3 separate regions of the Homo sapiens genome follow, and all the other regions are linked to region 1. Evidence: read pairs that join two places in POLR2A ChIA-PET (ENCODE). Cell type or tissue: PC-9. All regions are shown on one strand.

Region 1 (8,000 bases):
CAGCCTGGGCAATATATCAAGACCCTGTCTGTACAAAAAACTGAAAAATTATCTGGGCGTGGTGGCACATGCCTGTGGTCCCAGCTACTCAGGAGGCTGAAGTGCGAGGGATCACTTGAGCTTGGGAGGTCAAGGTTGCAGTGAGCCATGATCCTACCACTGCACTCCAGCCTGGGCAACAGAGCAAGACCCAATCTCAAAAAAAGAGAGAGAGAAAAAAAGTGGCTATTTTTTTTTGAAAATAAAAAAATGCTAAAGCCCTGTGATGTAGCCTCCCGAGTAGCTGAGATTACAGGTGCATGCCACCATACCTGGCTAATTTTTGTATTTTTAGTAGAGACGGGGTTTCACCATGTTGGTGACCTCAGGTGATCCATTTGCCTGGGCCTCCCAAAGTGCTGGGATTACAGGTGTGAACCATCATGCCTGGCCTTTATTTTTAATTTCTTGAAGCTTGTTTAAAAATTTTTTAATGCTAGCATGAAACAGTGGTTTGTAAAACTTTGAGGCATTTTAGGTTTGCTTTTAAAATGCCCCAAGAAAAACAAAATTGAAGAAAAGTTGAACTAAGATTAGCATAATTTTGAAAACTGTTCAAGATTAAGTTGAATAATTCTCTTATTTTTGTGTGTTTAGCTATTTCTATAAGGAGAAAGTTTTTAAAATGAAATCTTCCTAAGAGCCCCATTAAGTAGAATAGATAAATCCAGAGCCATTCTAAGTGAGATCGAAGTAGGAGGCACACTGTGCTAGCCCCTCCTTTATCCCTCTAGTGACTCCAAAGTCAAGCTGGGGTTCCACAGGGCATTAAAAATACCACTGTTAAAATCAGCAGCAGCAGAATAACACTGCACAATTTGATGGATTCCTCCCTACCGAACAGACAGGAGGAAGTAAGGCCCTAAAATAGCAACAAATGTTCTCTCTGGGTGGTAGATGCTCACGCTACCAATGGACGTTTTCTTCTTTTTCAAAGTCTATTTCGTAAATTTTCTTATAAAGAGGAAAGATGTGGTTTTTTTTAACCATATATACATACACATATATGTGTGTGTATATGTGTGTGTGTGTTGTGTGTACATACATATATATATATATATATATATATATTTTTTTTTTTTTTTTTTTTTTTGAGACGGAGTCTCCCTCTGTCACCCAGGCTGGAGTGCAGTGGTACAATCTCGGCTCACTGCAGCCGCCACCTCCTGGGTTCAAGCAATTCTCCTGCCTCAGCCTCCCAAGTAGCTAGGATTACAGGCGCCCATCATCATGCCCAGCTACTTTTTGTATTTTTAGTAGAGACAGGGTTTCACCATGTTGGCCAGGCTGGTCTTGACCTGACCTCAAGTGATCCGCCCACCTCGGCCTCCCAAATTGCTGGGATTACTGGCGTGAGCCACCGCGCCCAGCCTATTTATATATTTTTTAGAGCAAACCCGTGGCCTGCAGGCCCCCAGGACGGCTTTGAATGAGGCCCAACACAAATTCGTAAACTTTCTTAAAATATTATGAGATTTTTTTTCTTTCGCAATTTTTTTTTTTAGCTCATCAGCTATCGTTAGTGTTAGTGTAATTTTATGTGTAGTCCAAGACAATTCTTCTTCCAATGTGGTCCAGGGAAGACAAAAGATTGGACACCCCTGTTTTAGAGACAAGGTTCTTGCTCTGTCACCCAGGCTGGAGTGCAGTGGTGTGATCATAGCTCACTGTAACCTCCAACTCCTGGGCTCAAGGGATTCCCCAACCTCAGCTCCCAGAGTAGCTAGGACTACAGGCACATGCCACCATGTCCACCTAATTTTTTATTTTGTTTTGTAGAGACAAAATACAAAAATAAAATGTTTGTAGGGCCTTGCTATGTTGCGAAGGCTGGTCTCAAACTCCTGCCCTCAAGCAATCCTCCCACCTGGGCCTCACAAAGCACTGGAATTATAGGGGTAAGCGACCATGCTCAGCCAAAAATGTAGGTTTTAGTGTCTATAAAATACTACAGATTCTACCACTGAGCAACCCAAAACGTTCACATTATCAGACCCAGAGTGCTATAGGATAATTAAGATAATCAACAAGAAATGACAAATCCCTAATGCTTATTAGAAAACAGACAAGAGGCAATGAATTCAAACAGCCATGTCTGACCTTAGACAGACCGACCCTGAACAAAAACAGCCTTATCATATGCATGGTCTTTTAGCTAATCCTTACCTAGCCCTGGAATCTAAGACTGAAATTCCTTCTTACATGGAGAACCAGGAGCAAGTAAATTTAAAAAATGGATTTCATACCCCCCAAGAGTAAGAATCAGTAAGAGGTGGCAATTATCTTTCTCTACCTCATAAAAACCCTTTATGATTTTTAAAGATGAGGAAACAGGGGTTCGGGAAAATAAAGTAACTTGCCCAGTATCACAAAGTCATTAAGTAGTAGGAACAGGACTAGAATAGAGGTTTGTCTGCACCAAAGCCAGGGTTCTTTCTACCAAGCTATCTCCCTCCTCTAAAAAATATTCTCTTATATCAAAAGCTATGATAAGTTCTGTGGCATTCTCAGACCACTGTGGCTCACTACACCTATTAAAAGTAAAAAAAGAAACAAGAAAGGCAGCTGTCAAGAAGTTGTGCTACTTACTGCCCAGCACTATATGCACTAGAGCTTGGAAGGAGGCACTCAAACTCAATTCACGTGATCCTCACTGTCATTCCAAGCAATCAGTCCTACCCCAGCAAAAGGCTTATCACTAACACTCTCCCCCAGCTGAGGCTGCAAATGACATTCCCAAGACAACTTGCCAGTCTATTACATCATGCTGCTGTGTTGGCTTTAAATTTTTAACTCCAAAAATTAAGGGGAATTTGTTTCAACCTAAAAATGGCAGTTGCAAGTTAAAATGGCAGTTGTCACTACAGACTGGTGACTAGAGCACTGGCTTTGCAGTCATCCAGATTATGTTCCTAACCCAGTTCTGCCACTTAAATAAATGTGTAACCTTAGGCAGGTCAATTCACCTCTATAATTTCATATACAAAAATGGCAAGGTAGATAACTTTTCCATAAAAGATCAAATGAGATAATCCAATTCCTAGAGTCCAACACATAGAAAGAACGTGGAAAATAAATGATACATACTATTATTAACATTGGTATGATTCTCATGCCACAGGAATCTGGGCAAATCAATAATCCACATGGTCTGAATTCCTGATTATTTGCTATAACAATCAACTGGTTGAATCAGGACATCTGAGGCAAATGAAACACTGACTCAGTTCAGCTTGGTTGAGAGATAACCAATAGAGGCCCTGGCACATACCAATTGCTCAGTAAATATTTATGGAATTAAGTTTGCAGAAAGTCCACTCAGGAACCTCACTAGCTGTAAGATTCAGGAGGGCTCATTTTGGCAAAAAGAATGGCAACTTTTTTTTTCTACAGAATTTGGCAGGTTTTTCTTTTCTTATTTTCAAATAATATTAATAACTAAACAAACCATATACCAGGTGTCAATAGTGAGGTTTCTACAAATAAAACCAACATGGAAAACTACAAAAGCAGCATTCCAGAGTAGAGGAAAGAAAACCAGTTTGGGAATCAGGCAAGTGTGTGATTCATATGCCAGTAACTTTACAGTTATGTAAACATTATCTTGGGCCAAATAGTCACGTCAGACTCAGTTTCCATATCAGAAAATTGGAGATAAGAACACCTACTTCACAGGGTTGTCATAAAGCTAATATATGTGAAGCACCATGTAACAGTTGGTAATGAGTGATTTTTAAGTCTCTGATACCTGTTTTCCCTTCTAGACGATGGTAGAAACTTCCGGAATGGGTAAATTATGCCTAAGGGCAACTACTATCTTCCCTCCGGCTTTTTCGAAAGGTAAACTAAAATTCAGCCATATAGACAGGTCAATGGGCTCAAGTTGCAATTATCAGTGGGTCCACTCTGACAATTTTAAGGGGGACTCTTTCATGGAACTTCAGAGACCAGGAAAGAACCAGGCTCTGTTCTCTCCAGGTAGCCTAACTATTCCTTCCCTTCTCAGGCCTGCTCTAATATGAGGTTGCTAAAAGGTGTGCAAAGGAAGAGTCATCTTTGCAATAAACCAAAGATGCAGCATATAAGCAACAGGCCTTCTTTGAGAGCCCAAACCCAAATTAAGGCACGAAATTTTAGCACTGTTTGGAGACTGGAGGTAAAGGGGAGAAATGTTGGCATTAAAATAATACTTAAATGAGTACAGAGGAAGGAAGTCTTCCAGGCTCATTAATATTAATACATGTTTACTTTCCATTCACATGTGGGACAAAACAGAGTAATGATTTGCTAATGCCAATGAGCTGAGTACTTAGTTCATTTTACTATGCTGCATACCCTCAATTATATACTAGCAAAAATTAAACCTAAGTAAACAGAATACTCTACACGTCTCTAAAGACAATATTGCTCCACTCACTGAAATAAGACCCAATCAAGGCAAAAAAAAAAAAATCTTTTTTTCCTTCTTAAGTGAATTTCACTAAGAAAGATGAGTCAAGGAACTTTTAACAAATTTGGATTTCCATTTTCAACAAGGTAGGAACCCGTGTACCTCCTCCCACTCACCCCACCTCCAGAGAACTCACAATACTGTTACTAAAATATATTGAATGATGCCTTCCATTGGCCAATTACTTTTAACTGAATGCAATAAAAAGAATCCGCACTTCAAGACCTCACTAACAACTACAATTTTTCCCCCTCTTAAATTTCCAGTTCTGGAAAAAACTCGGTCAGCCCACTAAAAAGCAACTGTAACATTCCTTTTAATCCAGAAAAATAGAGACAAAAATACACCTATTATAATACACCTATTATACACCTATTATAATAACGCAAATATCCATTATACAGCATCAAGGAGAGCACATGCAATAATGGCTGCCATTCCAAGAACATTTTTGTTAAAAGTTACATCGCATGCACAGAAGCTGCTTTTCCAAAAGTAAACATATATTCATTACACTGAGCCTCACTGAAGCATCCTGTTCTTGTAAGGTGAGACTTGTAACCCACCTTTATATACAGAATCTAAAGACAACTGGGCCTTATATTGAACTCGCTCTCCAGTTAACTGTGTTAGTGAGGTTCCAGTACAGTTCCCCAAAGAAAGCAATTTGAATCAATAACCACACCAGTGCTACTCTGAATGTTTGCCAATAAGTAAATAAAATGCCTGACTCCAATATGAAGAACATTTTCCTCCTTCCTGGCTCCCCAGCTCCATTTAAAAATTGTAAACATGAATAGAAAGATAAACTTGAGAACAGCAAAGTCACCCATGCCATCAATAATATCCCTCTAACTCAGTGCCTAATTTTGCAGTTTTCCTCAAACAGGACAGTCTCAACCAGATGCCAGGAATTTAATATGGCTTTTCAAAGATATATCAAACTGTCTGGAATATGCAGTGATGAAAACTGAATATTGCTACTGAAACCATATTTAATTAAACACATGCTTGCTCAGAGCTTCAGAAATAAAGCTACAATGTTTTCTTCCTTGGCTCTCTTAGAAGCCACCCCAACAAGAGAGGGTCACCAGCTGCACTCCTGCTAACAGTTCTATCCTGAGCAACCCTTTCCCATCCACCCCCAAAAAGTTTTACTTTTATCTGTGGAATTCTCTGCCGGCCTCGGCCTGGAAAACTGGGTGGACCCTGAGGACAGGTGTCAGATCTGGCCTTTGGGAGGTGGCCCAAACTGACAAATTATTGGCAGCATAAAGCTATGATCTTTATAAACTTCAGTTTGAGGCTTTATGCCAGTAGTGATTCCCTCCCCGCTCCTTTTTTGAAGAGGGGAGAGAAAGCAAGCCAAAAGGATGAGTTTCAAAATAGAAAAAAATCACCACTTTAATTATGAAACCCTCCCAACTCAACAAAGAACTGTTAAAGGTAGCCAAATGGAAAATGTCAGGAGTTTTTTTTGGCACATGCGCAACTATTAAACATGAGAATTACAACCTCAAGGTGAGGGGAAAAGAGTAAAAAGCAGGAGCAGAAAAGGGGAGGACAGGGCCCAGCCAAAGACCCGTTTGCTCAAAAGGGCCCCTCTTGGTACTAACTCCTCCATGTGGGGCACCCAGGCTGGAGGAAAGCAGAGGGTTACACAGAACATTTAGCAGACTTAACATTGGATTAAACACACTACTGCAAGTTTCAACAAATGTTCATGGCATACGTAAAAACACATTTACAACAAGAAAGAAGAGAGGCACCTGGAGACATCTGACACTGGGCATGCTCTGCAGGCAACTCAGTGCGCACATGCTCTCTACCAGGTTGGCGCAGCCTAGCCACAAAGACCTTGGCACAGAACACTGCAGGATGACAAAAAGGAAGGAAGAGAAGAAGCAGTTAGAGGCCGCAACAAATCACTCCTTCACACAGGCAACTTGAATGTTAGTTGGGGCAGGGGGTGCACCCTTGGCAGTTTGGAGGTTAGGGATGGTCCCAGACAGCTCACTGAAACCTTGGGGGAGGGCCCACTTGATGTTCTATGGAAAGGAGGTTTCTGCTGCCAACCACTAATTTCTCAGGGTACAGTGAATAGAATCAAGAGGGACAGAGAGAATGTTTAAACAAAAACCCACCAAAGGGAACTGTGAAAGTTTGAGTGCAAAACAAGATTAGTGGTGAGATTGTCGACTACAATTTCATCAGTGCCACAGTTTCTCGTCTATGTCACATAACCATAATTGTCATCGTTGTTTAAGAACCTACAAAACCACAAAAAGTGCTATTTGCCCAGCACTTTACATTTGTTCTCTAATCCTCATATCATTGTAAGGAAACCGAGGCTCAAAGGTTAAGTGATTCGCGCAAGGACACACAACAAAGGAGGGGAGAGCCAGAATTTCAAACTTTGGTTTGTCTGCTACCAAAACCCACATTCTTTCCACAAGACTATGATGCTGCTATTGTGAAAACTTATATCACCCCAACTTTTATCATGTGAGTAAAGTTTTGCACCTCCCTAAGGTAAAATCACAGGAGACCTAAAGAATAAGGCAAAAAGAACAAGAAAGATGGGTGACAGACTGATAGATAAAGGCAATAAAAGAGGTGATTTAAAATGCATGATTTTCAGTGTCATCACATCTCCACCTTCCCAAAGGAAAAACATTGGAACGTCATGATTTTCATTTTAGACTTTGTTTACAAAGTCCGTCTGACATGACTAAGAATTAAAAAGCTTATTTAATTTACCTCTTCGATCCTCTTTTAAAAGCTTGCTGATTTTAAAGGAATTAAGAAAAAAAGTAAAATATAAAATGAACATATGTACTACGGCTACTACTTAATAACCATTAGACCATACTGTAAAGTTAATAACCATTAGACCATACTGTTCAATCATTCAGATATAAAGTCAATTAATTTACTATGGCAAAATCAATACTCATGTAACAAAAATTAAAGGTGAGTGTTTGGGTTCAACCAAAACATCCCAGAAGTCTTGGACCCAAGCTCATAAACTTGTTTGTTCTAGCTATAATTAGAATAGCCAAACACCCTCATTTGCCTGAGATAGTCCTGGATGACACTTATTGTCCCCTCATAACTTTCACTCTCAAAAGTGTTCTGGTTTAGTGGATAAATTCTATTATCACCCAACTGCAATACAAACAAAGATAGCTTTGCTTGAAATCAGAGAGACCTGGGTTCCTATCTAGTATCTGTCACTTACTAGTTACAGTTCACCTATGATACACGGAATATTGAGATTACTTAGAAAAGGCATTTAAAGAATACAAAATCAGAGGAACCAAATGGAATAAAAAAATTGAGCAGCTTTCTGGTAGCAATGAAAATGACACACTTCCAAGGTGTGCCTTTATTCCAAAGCCAATACAGTGGCAATATATCATTGAAACTCCAGGTACACAAATTTTGTTGCCTCAACACTTTGCAGAGTACCAACCACAGAAGGTGCTGAATAAAATAATGAAATAAAATA
Region 2 (8,000 bases), 360 kb after region 1:
AATTTTAATGTAGCACTTGATATTTATTTGACTGTCTTAAAATATCTTGCCGTAGATTGCTTATTTGTTGCAAGAGAAAAAAATAGTAACTGTAGAGAAGAAAAAAATTGACAACACCTTGACCAAATGATCAAAATTAACATCACCAAAGTGGGGCAGATGGACACCTTGTGCCTTCGAATGGGATACCCTGAGAGTGATGGAGCACCACGTGTACGATGTTCAGACTGGGGATGCATAGCCTGAATGGAATCATGAGGAAATAACAGTCAAATGCAAATGGAGGGACATTCTGTAATAAACATGAGGGCTCTATTTTTAAAAAGGTCAATGTCATTAAAGTTAAAGAACAGCTGAGAAACTGTTTCAGATTACAGGAGATTAAAGAGACACAATTCAATAAAGGACATGATTGGGTCAATTGATAGAACTGGAATATAAATGGTAGGTTAGATAAATATATTGTATTGGTGTGAAATTTCCTGAAGTTAACAACCGCTCTGTGATTATATAATAAAAGAGAATGTTCTTATTCTTAGGCAAAACATGCTGATGTATTTAGGGGAAGAAATGCGTGATATATGCAACTTATTCTCAAATGTTTCCTCCCCAAAATTTACATACAAGAGAACCAGTGGAGCTGGGCTGGGTGGCTCACACCTCTAATCCCAGCACTTTGGGAGGCCAAGGGCGGGGGGTGGCAGGGGGATCACTTGAGCCAGGAGTTTGAGACAAGCCTGGTTAACATGGTGAAACCCCATTTCTACTAAAAATACACATACACAAAATTAGCTGGGCGTGGTGGCGCGCACCTGTAGTTTTAGCTACTAGGGAGGCTGAGGCAGGGGAATCGCTTGAACCTGGGAGGCAGAGGTTGCAGTGAGCCAAGATCTCGCCACTGCACTCTAGCCTGGGTGACAGAGTGAGACTGTGTCTCAAAAAAAATTGAAAAAAAAAAAAGAGAGAGAGAGAACCAATGGGATAAAATGTTAACAATAATTGCAAACAATATGTTGAAATTCAAACAAATTTTTTGAAATTATTTCCAAATAATTTATGCTACCGCATGTGTCTTCAGGTCAGCTGAGGCTAATTAATCAGTTGGCTTTCACTCCAGCAGAGGGTTGCGTCCAGGCCCACCTCAGGTGTCTCTCATCTTCCTTGGACCACTGGGCTAGGCAGAATATGGTCCTCTCATGATTAAGGCACTAGTACAAGAAAGGAGGCACAGCCAACTGCAGAAACACAGGTGGGGCCCACTGCTGCGTCACATCTGGCAACATCCCACTGACCAAAGCAAGTCACATGGTCAAGCCCAAAGTCAGAGTGGGGAAGTACATTCTGTCTTTAAAAGCAAACCAAAACAAATTGATTTAACAGCATTTCCGATGAATAATATAACCACATTGAAGGAAAGAAAAGAACAAATCCGTATGAGGACACTATATATTTGTCCTTGGTTTTGGTCAGGGTTGGGGTTGGGAAGCAAATTGCAAACAAACCCTGACTTCTGTTTTATTAGATTTGATTTTTGTACTGAAATGGGCAAAACAACACAAAAATTATCTTTGGTATATTATAGGATTGAGCAAATGAGTAGATTTGATAGTAGACATTGATATTATTGGAGGCCAGGGTTCTCACTGCGGAGGAAGGGAGATGTAAGGATGGGGGAAGGCCAGGAAGTACTTGGTGGGAGAGAGCGCAAAGTCCCAGGCAAGAGGTGTGGACACATGGAGGGGTGAAAAACTGGGACCAATAATAAATAGTTCAACCTACCACAGGTGGCCAATGTGAATACATGGTAATACATGGTAGCTATTTAGAAAAATATTTGTTAAATTACAGCAAGCCAGGAATCTAAGTTAGTAGGGATGAAAATATTGCTTTTGGCTCTGAAAGGGCAATGTCTCAGCTAACAAGTAGCAAAGAGAGAGGCTGATTCCCCCAGCCTGCCTAATTATTGAGGCATCATCTCTACTTACTGAAAAACCACGGCAAGGAGGCTGTCCAAGTTCAAGTGCCTGATTTGATCTTTCCATGGGAGGAGCAAGCTCAGGGAGATGACAAAGAACAGATAGATGCATATGATGGAATTCCACATTGTTCATTTATGCTGGGGAAATTAACCACCCACTCAGTCCTGGTCACAGGGTCTCCCTTCTGATGTGGCAGGTGGGACCTTTCAAGACACCCAAGTATGGTTTTTTTTTTTTTTTTTTTTTTGAGGTGGAGTCTTGCTCTGTCACCCAGGCTGGAGTGCAATGGTGTGATCTCGGTTCGCTGCAACCTCCACCTCCCAGGTTCAAGTGATTCTCCTGCCTCAGCCTCCTGAGTACCTGGGATTACAGGCGCCCACCACCACGCCCGGCTAATTTTTGTATTTTTAGTAGAGACAGGGTTTCGCCATGTTGGCCAGGCTGGTCTCAAACTCCTGACCTCAAGTGATCAGCCAGCCTCGGCCTCTCAAAGTGCTGGGATTACAGGCGTGACCCACCGCGCCTGGCCCCAGCTATAGTTTAGACGGTTGCTGGTTAAGCAAATAATTCGAGCAGATGGAATTGGATCTTCCTAAGGAATGTTCCTATTATCTTGTGACTTTTCTTTCTCTAGTCTACAAATAAGAAGATAAACTTTTCTCTGGATAACTGGAAAGAATCCTAGAAATCAGAGTATTGTGCCCTTTGAAAAATATTGAAGAAACTCTACAAAGTCTTGCTCTTCAACACAGTTTTTTGGACTCCATACAGAACACTCTGCATTATGACCAGACAATGGACTTATTGCCACGGTGGAATAAAGGTTAGATTTTAATCTGTGTAGTTTGTGCCTGCCCAGTATTCGTTCATTCTTCCTCCAGTAGTGAAGGCCAGAATTCCCTCTGAAGAGCCAGTTCCTCCCATCTATGACTCTTAGTCCATCTGATTCTGGTGGAGCCCACTTCTTCCCCACTCCAGCGTGGTCCCAAGTCTCAGACTCAAGCCAATCAGTGCATCCCAAACCCAGGATTGCTCTAGGATGGTCATGTGATTCAACTAAGCTAAGAAGAGGCAGATCCAGGACTTTAAAAAACAAACAATAAACTCCTGAAACAACTCCCCAAATAACCAATAAATTGTTAATTTGTTTTTTTTTTTTTTTTTTTGAGACGGAGTCTCACTCTGTTGCCTAGACTGGAGTGCAGTGGCACGATCTTGGCTCACTCCAACCTCTGTTTCTCGGGTCCAAGCAATTCTCCTGCCTCAGCCTCCCGAGTAGCTGGGATTACAGGCACCTGCCACCACACCCAGCTAATTTTTGTATTTTTAGTAGAGACAGGGTTTCACCATGTTGGCCAGGCTGGCCTTAAACTCCTGACCTTAAGTGATCCACCTGCCTTGGCCTCCAAAGTGCTGGGATTACAGGTATGAGCCACCATGCCCTGCCAACCAATTGTTTAGAAGAGCCTTTTCTTCTGCCCATGAATTTTGGAGGAAGTAAACTTGCAGCTGCTTGGAGTCCCTAAAAGGGAAAAAATTGGGGCTGCTCTCCAGTTGGCGAGAGCCTACCCAAGCGGGACACTAACATAGAGGAAAATACAGCTGAGAAAGAGGAAGAATCCAACCCCTGAGAAATAATCTGAGCCAAATTCAGCAATGCTTGAATCTACCCCGTGGAATTTTCAGTTTCGTAAGTCAGTAGTTTTAAATTTTATTTCCTGTAAGTCTCAGTTGAGTTTCTCTCACTTGAGGGTAGGAAAGGTTTTATTTGTCTTTGTCTCCCAAGTACTCAGTGTTAACTCATAAAGAAGCATCCTTGTGTGCCATATTAAAAGACTTAGGGCTGGGCGAGGTGGCTCACTCCTGTAATCCCAGCACTGGAGGCTGAGGCAGGCGAATCACTTGAGGTCAGGAGTTTGAGACCAGGCTGTCCAACATGGTGAAACCTTGTCTCTATTAAACATACAAAAATTAGCTGGGTGTGGTGTCAGGTGCCTGTAATCCCTTTTACTCGGAAGGCTTAGACGAGAGAATCGCTTGAACCCCGGGAGGCAGAGGTTGCGGTGAACCAAGATCGCGCTACTGCACTCCAGCCTGGGGGACAGAGTGAGATGCCATCTCAAAAAAAAAAAAAAAAAAAAAAGGCTTAGGCTTGATCCCCGGCAAGTGAGGAGTAACTGAGGAGCTGTAAGCAGCAAAGCTATATGAAGCGTTTCATGCATTGGAGCTATGGGTGGGTAGACCTTTCAAAAGCAAGCAGTGGCGTGAACCTGGGAAGCGGAGCTTGCAGTGAGCTGAGATCGCGTCACTGCACTCCAGCCTGGGCGACAGAGCGAGACTCCGTCTCAGAAAAAAAAAAAAAAAAAGCCAAGCAGTGGCAGACATGAAATCTTTACCTCATAGCCCCACCCAGCTGAAATTACACACCCTCTGACAACAGGAGGCCAGGGACCAAACTGAGTTGTACACTCCCTGTATAGGTATGTAAGAGATAGGGCTTCTGTTCTCCCCATTCCTCCCTCTCACCATACCTGGACTGCTTTTGGAAGGAAACTTCTAGGGGTCCATGAGGCAGGCCTGCACACATTCCAAGCAGGCAGTAAAGCGCATTTCATTCTGCATGGTGTCATCAGGCATTCGTTAAAGGAATATATGACCTGTGGGTGATTAAAATCTAATGAAAACAGGCATTCTCAGAATGACTTCCAGAATCCAGGCAAGAGAGCACTGTTAAATGTCTGGAAATTATTGTACAGTTAAAGCACCCACACTCCCTTCTCTCCCAGACAACCCTGGGTCAGAATTGATCTTCCCTGTCTTTGTTCTTCTACTGTGCTCATAATCTCTCAAGTGCAACACGGATCGTGATATTGTCAGAGGTGTGTGAACCAGAACAACTCTGTCTTGAATAGGAGCTGAGTAAAGTGAGGCTAAGACCTGCTGGGCTTCATTCCCAGACTGTTAAGGCATCCTGAGTCACAGGATGAGATAGGAGGTCAGCACAAACACAGATCATAAAGACCTTGCTGATAAAACAGGTTGCAGTGAAGAAGCCGGCAAAAACCCACCAAAACCAAGAAGGCCACGAGAGTGATCTCTGGTCATCCTCACTACTACACTCCCATCAGCATCATGACAGTATACAAATGCCATGGCAATGTCAGGGAGTTACCCTATATGGTCTAAAAATGGGAGGCATGAATAATCCACTCCTTGTTTAGCATATCATCAGGGAATAGCCATAAAAATGGGCAAACAGCAGCCCTCAGGGCTGCTCTGTCTATAGAGTAGCCATTCGTTCATTCCTTTACTTTCCTAATAAACTTGCTTTCACTCTACTCTGTGGACTTTCCCTGAATTCTTTCTTGCGTGAGATCCGAGAACCCTCTCTTGGGGACCGAGACCCCTCTCTTGGGGACCGAGACCCCTTTCCGGTAACAGCATGACTGTAAAGTGGAGTTGCTTTGTCTATATTCCCTTCTAGAGGTGAACCTTGAGGTCAGGGACAGTCTTACTCATCTTTATGGTCCCCTGCACACCCCCACAATGCCCTTAATACCCAGTTGTTCAATGGACTTGGTGAAATTTGTAATCTCTAAATAGGCCTTGTGAAACCAAACTACATATGGCCTGAGAAGGATTCTGTACGTCTTTATTTGAGTCTTTGTGGACAAACTGCAACCTAACTTAGTAAGTAGACAAGATTGAAAACCTAACTTAGGAGTATGCGCCTGTAACAATAGCTGAGTCCTGGCCAATCCCAGTGGCCATCCTTCAACCACTCATACACTGCTGAGTGTTCAAACTGTGTTCAAATAAGGCAAACGCCAACCTGTAACCAATCCGGCTGTTTCTGTACCTCACTTCTGATTTCTGTATGTCGCTTCCCTTTTTTTGTCTATAAATTTGTTCTGACCATGAGGCATCCCTGGAGTCTCTCTGAATCTACTGTGATTCTGGGGCTGCCTGATTGGTGAATTGTTTTTTGCTCAATTAAACTCTCTTAAATTTAATTCAGCTCAAGTTTTTCCTTTAACAGCCTGACTTTATTTTGTTATATATATATATTTTGAGGTGGAGTTTTGCTTTAGTTGCCCAGGCTGGAGTGCAATGGCGCCATCTCGGCTCACCGCAACCTCCGCCTCCCGAGTTCACGCGATTCTCCAGCCTCAGCCTCCTGAGCAGCTGGGATTACAGGCATACGCCACCATGCCTGGCTGATTTAGTATTTTTAGTAGAGATGGGGTTTCTCCATGTTGGTCAGGCTGGTCTCAAACTCCCAACCTCAGGTGATCTGCCCACCTCGGCCTCCCAAAGAGTTGGGATTATAGGCACAAGCCACGGTGCCCGGCAACAGCCTGGTTAAAAAAAAAAAAAATTGGGCCGGGCATGGTGGCTCACGCCTGTAATCCCAGCACTTTGGGAGGCTGAGGCGGGAGGACCACGAGGTCAGGAGATGGAGACCATCCTGGATAACACGGTGAAACCCCGTCTCTACTAAAAATACAAAAAAAATAGCCGGGCGTGGTGGCAGGCGCCTGTAGTCCCAGCTACTAGGGAGGCTGAGGGAGGAGAATGGCGTGAACCCGGGAGGCGGAGTTTGCAGTAAGCCGAGATCGCGCCACTGCACTCTAGCCTGGGTGACAGAGTGAGACTCCGTCTCAAAAAAAAAAAAAAAAAAAAAAAAAATTGAAAATAAACATGCTCCCTGAATCCATATGTTTATTAAGACTCTTTTGTGGCCAGTGACAGAAACTTAACCCAGTCACTTAAGAAAATCGCTGGTTCATTGATTCACCTTCAGGCACAGCTGGATGCAGAGTTTCAAACAGTGTCACCTACACTCTATTTTTGTTCTGCTTTCCTTTGTATTAGGCTTTGTTCTCCTGCAAGCTCTGCGCTTGAGATGACCAATATGGTTACTAGCATCTGTAGGCTAAATTCAGCCAGCTTGGCAAGTACAGTAGAAAAGAGCTCCCCAAGGTTGGGCGCGGTGGCTCACAGCTGTAATCCCAGCACTTTGGGAGGCGGAGTGGGAGAGAGGTGGTGGATCACCTGAGGTCAGGAGTTCGAGACCAGTCTGGCCAACATGGTGAAACCCCGTCTCTACTAAAAATACAAAAAATTAACCGGTCGTGATGTCTCGCGCCTGTAATCCCAGCTACTTGGGAGGCTGAGGCAGAAGAATCGGGTGAACCCAGGAGGCAGAGGTTGCAGTGAGCAGAGATCGTGCATTGCACTCCAGCCTGGGCAATAAGAGTGAAACTCCGTCTCAAAAAAAAAAAAGAGCTCCTCTTCCTCAGAATCTCCAGCAAAGGTCTAAGGATCAAGTCTCATTGGTTTGGCTTGGGTCATCTGTCCATGACTGAGCCACGTGTTGTAGCCAGGAGACTGGGCTGTACTGGTTGGCGAGGTCTGGTTCACATGCCCATTCTTGGACCAAGGAGTGAGGCTAGCCCCATCTAAATCACATGGATTGAGAGTAGAGGGAAAAGAGGTTCCTCAAAGGAAAATGAGGGCAATACTACCTGAAGAAAGGAAAATAGATTACGGGTGGCTAAAATCACAAATGTCCACCATATATAAGTATTTGATAATTCATGTGTGTGTCTGTGTATATGTATGCAGACATGTAATTAATATATGTAAGCAAAAGCTAATTATATACAAACGAATTTTATTAAAATTATGTCAATAACAGTGATAATGATAGGCTACTATCAACTGAAGTTTACTTCAGTGCTAGCACTTTCTAGCTACTTTACATCTATTAACTCATGTAATCCTTATACTACCCCATGAGGCAGGTGCTACTATGTCTTCACGTTAAGGGCAAAAATTTAGATCTGCCGAAACTCAAATTGGTTACCATATTACATTGTCTCACATTTAGAAAACATAAATCAGAAGTGTACTAGGGACTGGGCGTGGTGGCTCACAACTGTAATCCCAGCACTTTGTGAGGCCGAGGCGGGCAGATCACCTAAGGTCAGGAGTTCGAGACCAGCTTGGCCAACGTGG
Region 3 (8,000 bases), 180 kb after region 1:
ACTCAATCATGATCTGCAGAAAACACAGGGCAAAGTGACAATGAGTGGGGCTGCCCAGCCGTCGAGACGGGAACCCCACAGGCCCATTGGGCAGGGTCCACCCATGCCCAATGCCTGGGTGCCCCTGCTCTCCAGCCCTTCCTCCTCCTGCCTTGGGAGCCCGTCCCCCTCCCCCAGTGGGCCTCAAACCTCACTGGAGGCTCTGACACCCAGAGGAGCTTCTTGGCTGCTTCATTTTCTGAAGAAGGAAAACTAAGTTGCTACGAAGACCTGAAGCTTCAGCAAACAGCCTCTTCAGCCAAGCCCACACCCTCCCTCCTCGCTCCCGCCTATGCGCCTGGTGCCCACCTGCCAGCTGCCCTGTTTCCTATGCTCCACAGCCAAGAACCTCAGGATGCCTTCCCCCGGCCAAGCTGGCCAAGTCCTCTCAGAATCCCAGCACCTGTCTCAGGCTCTCTCCATCTTCCAGAACCCTGGACCTTGCTGGCTCAGAACATCAGGGCCTTGAAGATCAGCTCAGATGGAGAAACTGAGGCCAAAAAAGGGGATGTAACTGACCAAGGCCACAGAGATTGTTCCTGGACTGGAAGCAGAGCTCCAAACCCTCAGGTCATTCATTCATTCATCATACACCTACTCCACACTGACAGGCTGCAGGCCCCGGGAGAACAACCAGGTCTAGGCCCTCAAGGGGCTCCCAGCCTAGTGGAGGGGCAGAAAGGACGATTACAGTAGAAAGGTCCTTCCTGACCTCGTGATCCACCCGCTGCACTCCAGCCTGGGCAATAGAGCAATAGAGGGAGACTCCGTCTCAAAAAAAAAAAAAAAAAAAAAAAAGAAAGGTTCTTCCAGCCCTGGTTCACTCCCATTCTCACTCTTTCTGGCCCACTCCGGGCTCTTTGCATAGATGCTTTTTCTTTTCTTTCTTCTTTCCTTTTTTTTTTTTTTTTTAGACAGACTCTCGCTCTTGTCACCCAGGCTAGCGTGCAATGGCACAATCTTGGCTCCATCTCTGGGGTTCAAGTGATTCTCCTGCCTCAGCCTCCTGAGTAGCTGGGATTAAAGGCACCTGCCACCACACCTGGCTAATGTTTGTGTTTTTAGTAGAGATGGGGTTTCACCATGTTGGCCAGGCTGGTCTCAAACATCTGACCTCAGGTGATCCACCCGCCCTGGCCTCCCAAAGTGCTGGGATTACAGGCGTGAGCCACCCTGCCTGACCTCTTTTTTCTTAAAGTAGGGCTACAGGTGGTTGAGGAAGAGGGATGGCGTCACAAACTTCAGGACAGGCAGAATCACCTCTTAGCTTCCAGCTCCTGGCCCCTGCTTGTTGTGAAGTTCCTTCAACCCAGCTCAGCAGAGGCCCTGGAGAGTGGGGCAGTCAAGAAGACCCACGCTGTCTCTAAACAGGAAAGAAACTCTCAACCATGGTCTAGCTGGACCAGAGACAGCTCTCCAGCCAGAGGAGGGTGGAGCAGCCTCAGGAATTTGATGAAGCCTCCAGTTTGTGGCTTACCTTCCAGGAGCCTCCTGGCAATGTAAATATGACCCTGAGGTCATGTGGGTCCTATGAGGATGTGGTGATGCGTGGCTTTGGAGCCAGTCACGGCTGGGCTCATGGCCCAGGTCCACCGCTCACTAGTGTGGCCTTGGACAGGTCACTTCCGTCCTCTGAGACTGTGTCCTCAGCTGTAAAATGGGGCTGCTGATGCTGTTGCTCTGAACTGGGACCCCATGGCTGGGCTACACTAGGGGTATAAGCCGGGCTGGGATGCACGAAACCACAGCAGATAAAACAGGGGACTTTAACGTGGGCCAGGGATACTAGAGATACTAGGTTCCAGGGGTAGCAACCATTCCAGGCCCTGCCAGGCTTGCCACTTGCCTTGGAGGGCTGTGTGCCACGGCAGAGAGCTGTGGAAGGCGGCACGGCCCACTTCCACACCACTCCCTGCTGAGGAGGAAGGAGGCCTTCTGGGTCACTCTGGTCCTGCCTGGTCATCAACAACGGGCCTGACCTCAGCTTCCCCAAGACTTCTCTCTAACACTACAGTGACCTGTCACCCTTGAATAAAAGTCATCAGAAATGGATCCATGCATGCTGATCCCGAACGCCAAGGAAGAGGTACTTCCTCCATCCACTTGTTCATTCATTCATTCGTCCATTCATTTGTTCCCTCTTACCCAACCACCACCTAACCAGCTTGTTCCCAGTGGCAAGGGAACAGACAGAGGTGACTTGGAAACAGGCAATGACCTTTTGAAGCACAGCATATCATTCTGCCTTGTAGTAATTCTCAGCTCCACGAAAGAGGAAGAAAAATTCTACTAACTGCTAGAAAAAAAACAAGCCACAAGAGGTGATGATGGAAAAGAAGCAAAACTCAGTGACCATGCAAGGCCACTTACTAGCTGGGCGACCTGTGAGATGGGGATGATACACCCTAACCCTCATGGGAATGATAAGCTCATCCAGGCCTTGACACGTGCCTGGCCCCAGGTCGGGACTCAGTTATGTGAGCTGTCACTATGATTCTTTCCTTGAGTTCATGGGTCTGTTTTTCTCATTTATTTTTGTTTGGGTTTTTTGAGGCTCTGTGAAAGCCATCCTCTCCCCTCTCACCCAGAAATGTTCCTGTGCCATTCTATTGAATCCTTCCACATCCTGAAGTTCCATCACCAAACCCTGGCTGGGAACCCCTGGTTAGCCTCCCTAACACCTACCATCTGTATGGCCTTGGACAACCGCCAATCCTCTCCGTAAAATGGGCTAATATTACGTGGCTCTAGGATTTACTGTAAGGAACAGATGAGGTGGTACTTATAAAGACCTAGTCCTAGGCTGGGGGCAGTGACTCACTCTTGTAATCCCAGCATATTGGGAAGATGAGGCAGGCAGATCACCTGAGGTCAGGAGTTCGAGACCAGCCTGGCCAAAATGGCAAAACCCCGTCTCCACTAAAAATACAAAAAGTAGCCAGGTGTGGTGGCGGGCACCTGTAATCCCAGCTACTTGGGAGGCGGAGGCAGGAGAATCACTTGAACCCAGGAGGCGGAGGCTGCAGTGAGCGGAGATCACACCACAGCATTCCAGTCTGGGTGACAGAGCAAGACTCTGTCTCCAAAAAAAAAAAAAACCGAAAAACCCAGTCCTAATACACCGTGGATATGTAACAAGGTCAGACACTTCCCGCTTCTCCAACAAGGTGCCAACACAGAGGAAAAGATTGTAAACCTGGGGTCGAGTCCTGGTGTGCCACTTAATTGACTACATGACCCTGGATAAGTCAATCTCCCTGAGCCTCCATTTCCCCATCTGTAAAATGGCCTAATCATCTCTTGCCTCCAACTTCATTGAGAAAGTTAAATGAGATTCCTTACATGAAAGAACAGCACAAAAGCCACACAGTTAATATGTGTTTGTTAAATCTCTACCAAATGAAATCACCAGTAAGTTTCATGCTTAGATCACGTCACTTAGGATTCCTACAAAAATATGCCTTCCTCTCAGTCTGATTCCTAGGGAAAACAAAACAAAACAAAGAAATGTCTTCCCAGAACTACAATTTCTTTATGTATTTATTTATTTTTGAGAACTAAAAGTTATGGACATGCCATCAGCTGTTTTTTTTTTTTTTTTTTTTTGACAGAGTCTCACTCTGTTGCCCAGGCTGGAGTGCAGTGGCGCGATCTTGGCTCACTGCAAGCTCCGCCTCCCAGGTTCACGCCATTCTCCTGCCTCAGCCTCCCGAGTAGCTGGGACTACAGGCGCCCGCCACCACATCCGGCTAATTTTTTGTATTTTTTGGTAGAGGCAGGGTTTCACCGTGTTAGCCAGGATGGTCTCGATCTCCTGACCTCGCGATCTGCCTGCCTCAGCCTCCCAAAGTGCTGGGATTACAGGCGTGAGCCCCCGCGCCTGGCCTGTCATCAGCTATTCTTAAGAGTCAGTATGAGAAGTGACCAAACCCAGGCAGTTCCTGCATCTTTCAGTGAAACTGTCCCTTACACAACACTCTTATACAACGTCCCTGTGCCCTCTCCAGAGGTCAGCACCAGGAAAGCTCGTGCATTCTGACAACCTGGCTTGCTTCCTCTTCTTTAGTTCAAGAGCTCCACAACCCCTTGAGCTTCCCTTTTATTTATTTATTTTTTTGCCTTGGCTGCTGGGAAGCTCTGGGTTAAGTTCCTCAGCTTTGGTTTGACTCCCAGGCCTTACTTGCTTTTTTTAGTATCTGGGTCTTAACATTTTTACCTTCAGCTTATCAGTGGCAGGAGGGCTACAGGGGATTGGTATTATAAACTTGTCAGGGCTTTTTGCAGAAATACATGGGGTTTAATTAATAAAACAATAGTCTCAACAGTAACAGATAAAATAATAGTTGAATGTATCTCCCAAAAGGCATGTGTTGGAAACTTAATCCCCAATGTAACAGTGTTGGGAGGTGGGACCAACAGTAATGGGAGGTGTTTAGACCATGAGGGCTCCACCCTCATGAATGAATTAGTGCTGATTATAAAAGGGCTAGAGGCTGTGAGTTCAGTTGCTGGCTCTCTCCTGCATGCCCTCTTGCTCTTTCCACCTTCCACGATGGCAAGAAGGCCCTCGCCAGATGCAGGGCCCTCAACCTTGGACTTCCCAGCCTCCAGAGCCATGAGCTAGATAAATTTCTATTGTTTACAAATTACCCAGTGTCAGGTATTCTGTTATAGCAGCATAAAATGCACTGAGACGATGGTAATAAATATGAATAAAATAATAATCTCAATGCTTTAGGAAATTACTACATATGCATGCTTAGAAAAAAGACTGGAAGCACAAAACCCATAGGAGGATTACAGGTAGTTTGTACTTTTATGTATTATATTCAATAAATATGTATTATCAAATTGTATATTAGAAATAAACATGACTTTTAAATTTTTAATTTTTTTAATTTTTTTAATTCAACCTAGGGGCTTTAGTTTTTTTTTAATGGAAAGAACTGGCCTAGAATAACCTACTGCTACAGATACAGCTATTCTTCTGATTGGGATGGGGAATCCGTGCCCACCCGTGATGAAGGTCCCAGTGGTCCAGTCCCCTGCTTCCTGGATAAAGGGAGGCTCCTCAGGATCGGAAAGCTAAAGGCCTCTAAGCCCTGATCAAGTCCAAAGTGAAACCGCCCCAGTGCTAAAAGGACGGATTCCCTGAACCTGTCAAGGGCATAAGCAGCCTATATTTGCAGGTGGCTCACGGTTTTCCTAGGACCTGAAGAACTGAGATTTGTGGTCAGTTTAATGCATTGATCATTATAAACTGAGTGTCTACCAGGGGCCCTACTTTGCTAGGCAACAGTAGGGGACACAAAAGTAGTATGTGATCAACAAACACTATCTGAGCTCCTAGTGCGTGGCAAGCCTGGGGACTGAGGACCCAGGGAGAATCAAACAGGTCCCTGCCCCAAAATCACCAGCTGAGGGAGATATAGAAATGAGTGGTGCAGGCACACGGTGACTATGTAACCCAGAAGCCTGTGGACACGGTCATTAACCTGCCTTAGAGCTATCCCAGAGGAAGCAGATATCCAGGCTGAGTTTTGAAGGGTGAATTTACCACGTGGGGAAGGGTAAAGGCACTCCTGGCAGAACACAGAAGCAGAGGTGGGGCAGCAGGGAAAAGCGTGGAAGCGGGTAATGGCGGAGCATTCCATGGGGTTCCAAAGGATGGGAATCCAGCAGGCTGGAGGTCAATTAGAACTAGAACTTGAACATCTCAAAGTATGAACCTAATCTGGAGAGCTGTGTGTGCGTGTGTGCGTGTGTGTCTGGGGAGATACACCAAAGGGTTTAAGCAAGAGGTGTTGTAGACAGGCTTTTGCTTTGGAAAGATCCCTCTAGATGCATTATTAAGGAAAAAACAGTGGGTTGGGGACAAACAGCGAAGAGGCCATTTCATGAGTCCTGATGTCCTGGGCACCATGGCTACCTCCCCCTCCACATACACCATGTCTTCCTTCCCCTTTGTGAAATAGCCATGAGAACTGGGTAGGACTTACTCATCCCCTGCAAGGGAGGGGTAGAAGCAGGGTGCTAAGCCAGTCAGGAAAATTTTCTGCCTCGTGCCCTGACTCAGGGCTGGTGTCATCAGAGCTAAGCTGGTGAGTTGTGCTTGATGGTGTGGAATGCCACGTCGTCTCACTCTGGAGCTAATTAGGAAGCACACAACTCTGATGGTTGCAGGAAACCATGTTGCAACCACGAGAGAAGTGGGTGTGAAGACAAAGCTAATACACAGAGGAAGACAGAGAGAATCACAGGAAAACGGAGAACAAGCCTGCTCCCTACTGACTTTTTAGGCAGAATATGCAAACGAATTAATTTCTGCGCTGTTTAGTAGGTTAGTTTAAGGTTTGCTGTCACTTGTTACCAAAAGTACCTGATCCCACGCTTGGCAGGAGATGATGAGTAACCACACTCTCCAGGTGGCAGACTCCAGGTTGTACCAGCTGAAAATGCTACACCAACGGCTCTCCAACTTGAACGTTCAGCAGAGTGCTTGTTAAAACAGATCACTGGGTCCCACTCCAGAGCTTCTGATTCAGTGGGTCTGAAGCAAGGTCCAAGAATCTGGTTTCCAACAAGTGCTCAGATGCTGCTGCTGTTGCTGGACCCCTGGTCACACTTTGAGAACTACTGCTCAATGGGAATTTATAAGAGCAAGAGGCCTGGACCCTGGGACCACATCTGTCCTCCCCTTAACAAAAGGCACTGTAAGATGTTGGTAGAGAAACTTGGGGGCAAACTGGCAGAAGTACTGCCTCTTTTATGCTCCTTGTTATCCTAAATTTCATCACCAGTGTTCCTTTTTATCTTGCCTCAAACCAAAGAGTGAGGGGCTTTGGTAGGATGTATGATCATCCTCATCAGCCTTTACCAAGAGATGGTTTGAGAAGCCCTGAGTATTCACACAGAAGCTTTGGGGATCTTCATTATTAAAGACCGTACTGCAGTCTGTTTCAATGAGTTTTTTAAAAAAATATTTCCATATCCTCCCATCTTTAAATAAAAATTTTGAGGACCTCTAAATATGTGTCAAAGGGTATATGGGGGTTAGTAAAAGACCAGATGGACAAAAATGACACCAAAAGCACAAGCAACCAAAGAAAAAATAGATACCCTGGACTTCATCAACATTGAACATATTTGTGCATCAAAGGACAGTATCAAGAAAGTAAAGGCTGGGTACAATGGCTCACGCCTGTAATCTCAGCATTCTGGGAGGCTGAGATGGGAGGATCACTTGAGCCCAGGAGTTTGAGACCAGCCTGGGCAACATAGGGAGACCTCATATTTACAAAAAAAAAAAAAAGGAAAAAAATTTTCATTAGCGGGGTATGGTGGCACACACCTGTGGTCCCAGATACTTGGGGGGCTGAGGTGGAAGGATCATTTGAGCTTGGGAGGTCGAGAATGCAGCGTGCAATAATTGTGACACTGCACGCCAGCCTGGGAGAAAGAACAAGACTTTATCTCAAAAAAAAAAAGAAAAAGAAAAAGTAACCCACAAATGGAAAATATTTGCAAATCATATATCTGATAAAGGACTAGTATCCAGAATACATAAAGAACTCATAGCACTCAAAAATAAAAGAGCAAATAACCCAATCTTAAAATAGGCAAAAGATTTGAATAGATGTTTTTCCAAAGAAGATGTACAAATGGCCACTAAGCATATGAAAAGATGCTCAACATTACTAGTCATTAGGGCAACACTAATCAAAACCAAAATGAGATACCACTTCACACATGCTAGAATGCTCAGAATTAAAAACATGAACAAGGCTGGGCACGGTGGCTCACGTCTGTGATCCCAGCACTTTGGGAGGCTGAGGTGGGTGGATCACCTGAGGTCAGGAGTTTGAGACAGCCTGGCCGACATAGTGAAACCCTGTCTCTAATAAAAATACAAAAGTTAGCCAGGTGTGGTGGCACACGCCTGTAGTCCCAGTTACTTAGGA

Evidence for each region. Peaks named below come from ENCODE experiments on the same cell type or tissue, not always from the same donor. Only the 100,000 strongest peaks of a DNase experiment are listed, where the experiment ranks them.
Region 2: POLR2A ChIA-PET joins it to region 1 with 11 read pairs; 2 of 35 experiments call an interaction of 5 or more read pairs at or near these places.
Region 3: POLR2A ChIA-PET joins it to region 1 with 11 read pairs; 2 of 35 experiments call an interaction of 5 or more read pairs at or near these places.

The regions. Positions count from the first base shown.
Region 1 is chr5:171,951,339-171,959,338 of GRCh38, forward strand. FBXW11 (F-box and WD repeat domain containing 11) reads right to left here. Exons shown (of 14, transcript NM_001378974.1): 2 at 6,259-6,360. Among named protein-coding and RNA genes, the nearest start is that of FBXW11, 51 kb to the right of the region's middle. In PC-9, no CTCF peak of the experiment used is centred here; DNase peaks (open chromatin) are centred at 3,243 and 3,603; H3K27ac peaks cover 3,164 bases.
Region 2 is chr5:172,310,519-172,318,518 of GRCh38, forward strand. No RefSeq gene overlaps it. Among named protein-coding and RNA genes, the nearest start is that of UBTD2, 31 kb to the left of the region's middle. RefSeq lists enhancers at 5,202-5,291, 5,322-5,411. In PC-9, no CTCF peak of the experiment used is centred here; DNase peaks (open chromatin) are centred at 4,433 and 4,923; H3K4me3 peaks cover 1,267 bases; H3K27ac peaks cover 2,799 bases.
Region 3 is chr5:172,127,409-172,135,408 of GRCh38, forward strand. STK10 (serine/threonine kinase 10) reads right to left here. Exons shown (of 19, transcript NM_005990.4): 3 at 1-13. Among named protein-coding and RNA genes, the nearest start is that of STK10, 57 kb to the right of the region's middle. In PC-9, no CTCF peak of the experiment used is centred here; a DNase peak (open chromatin) is centred at 6,156.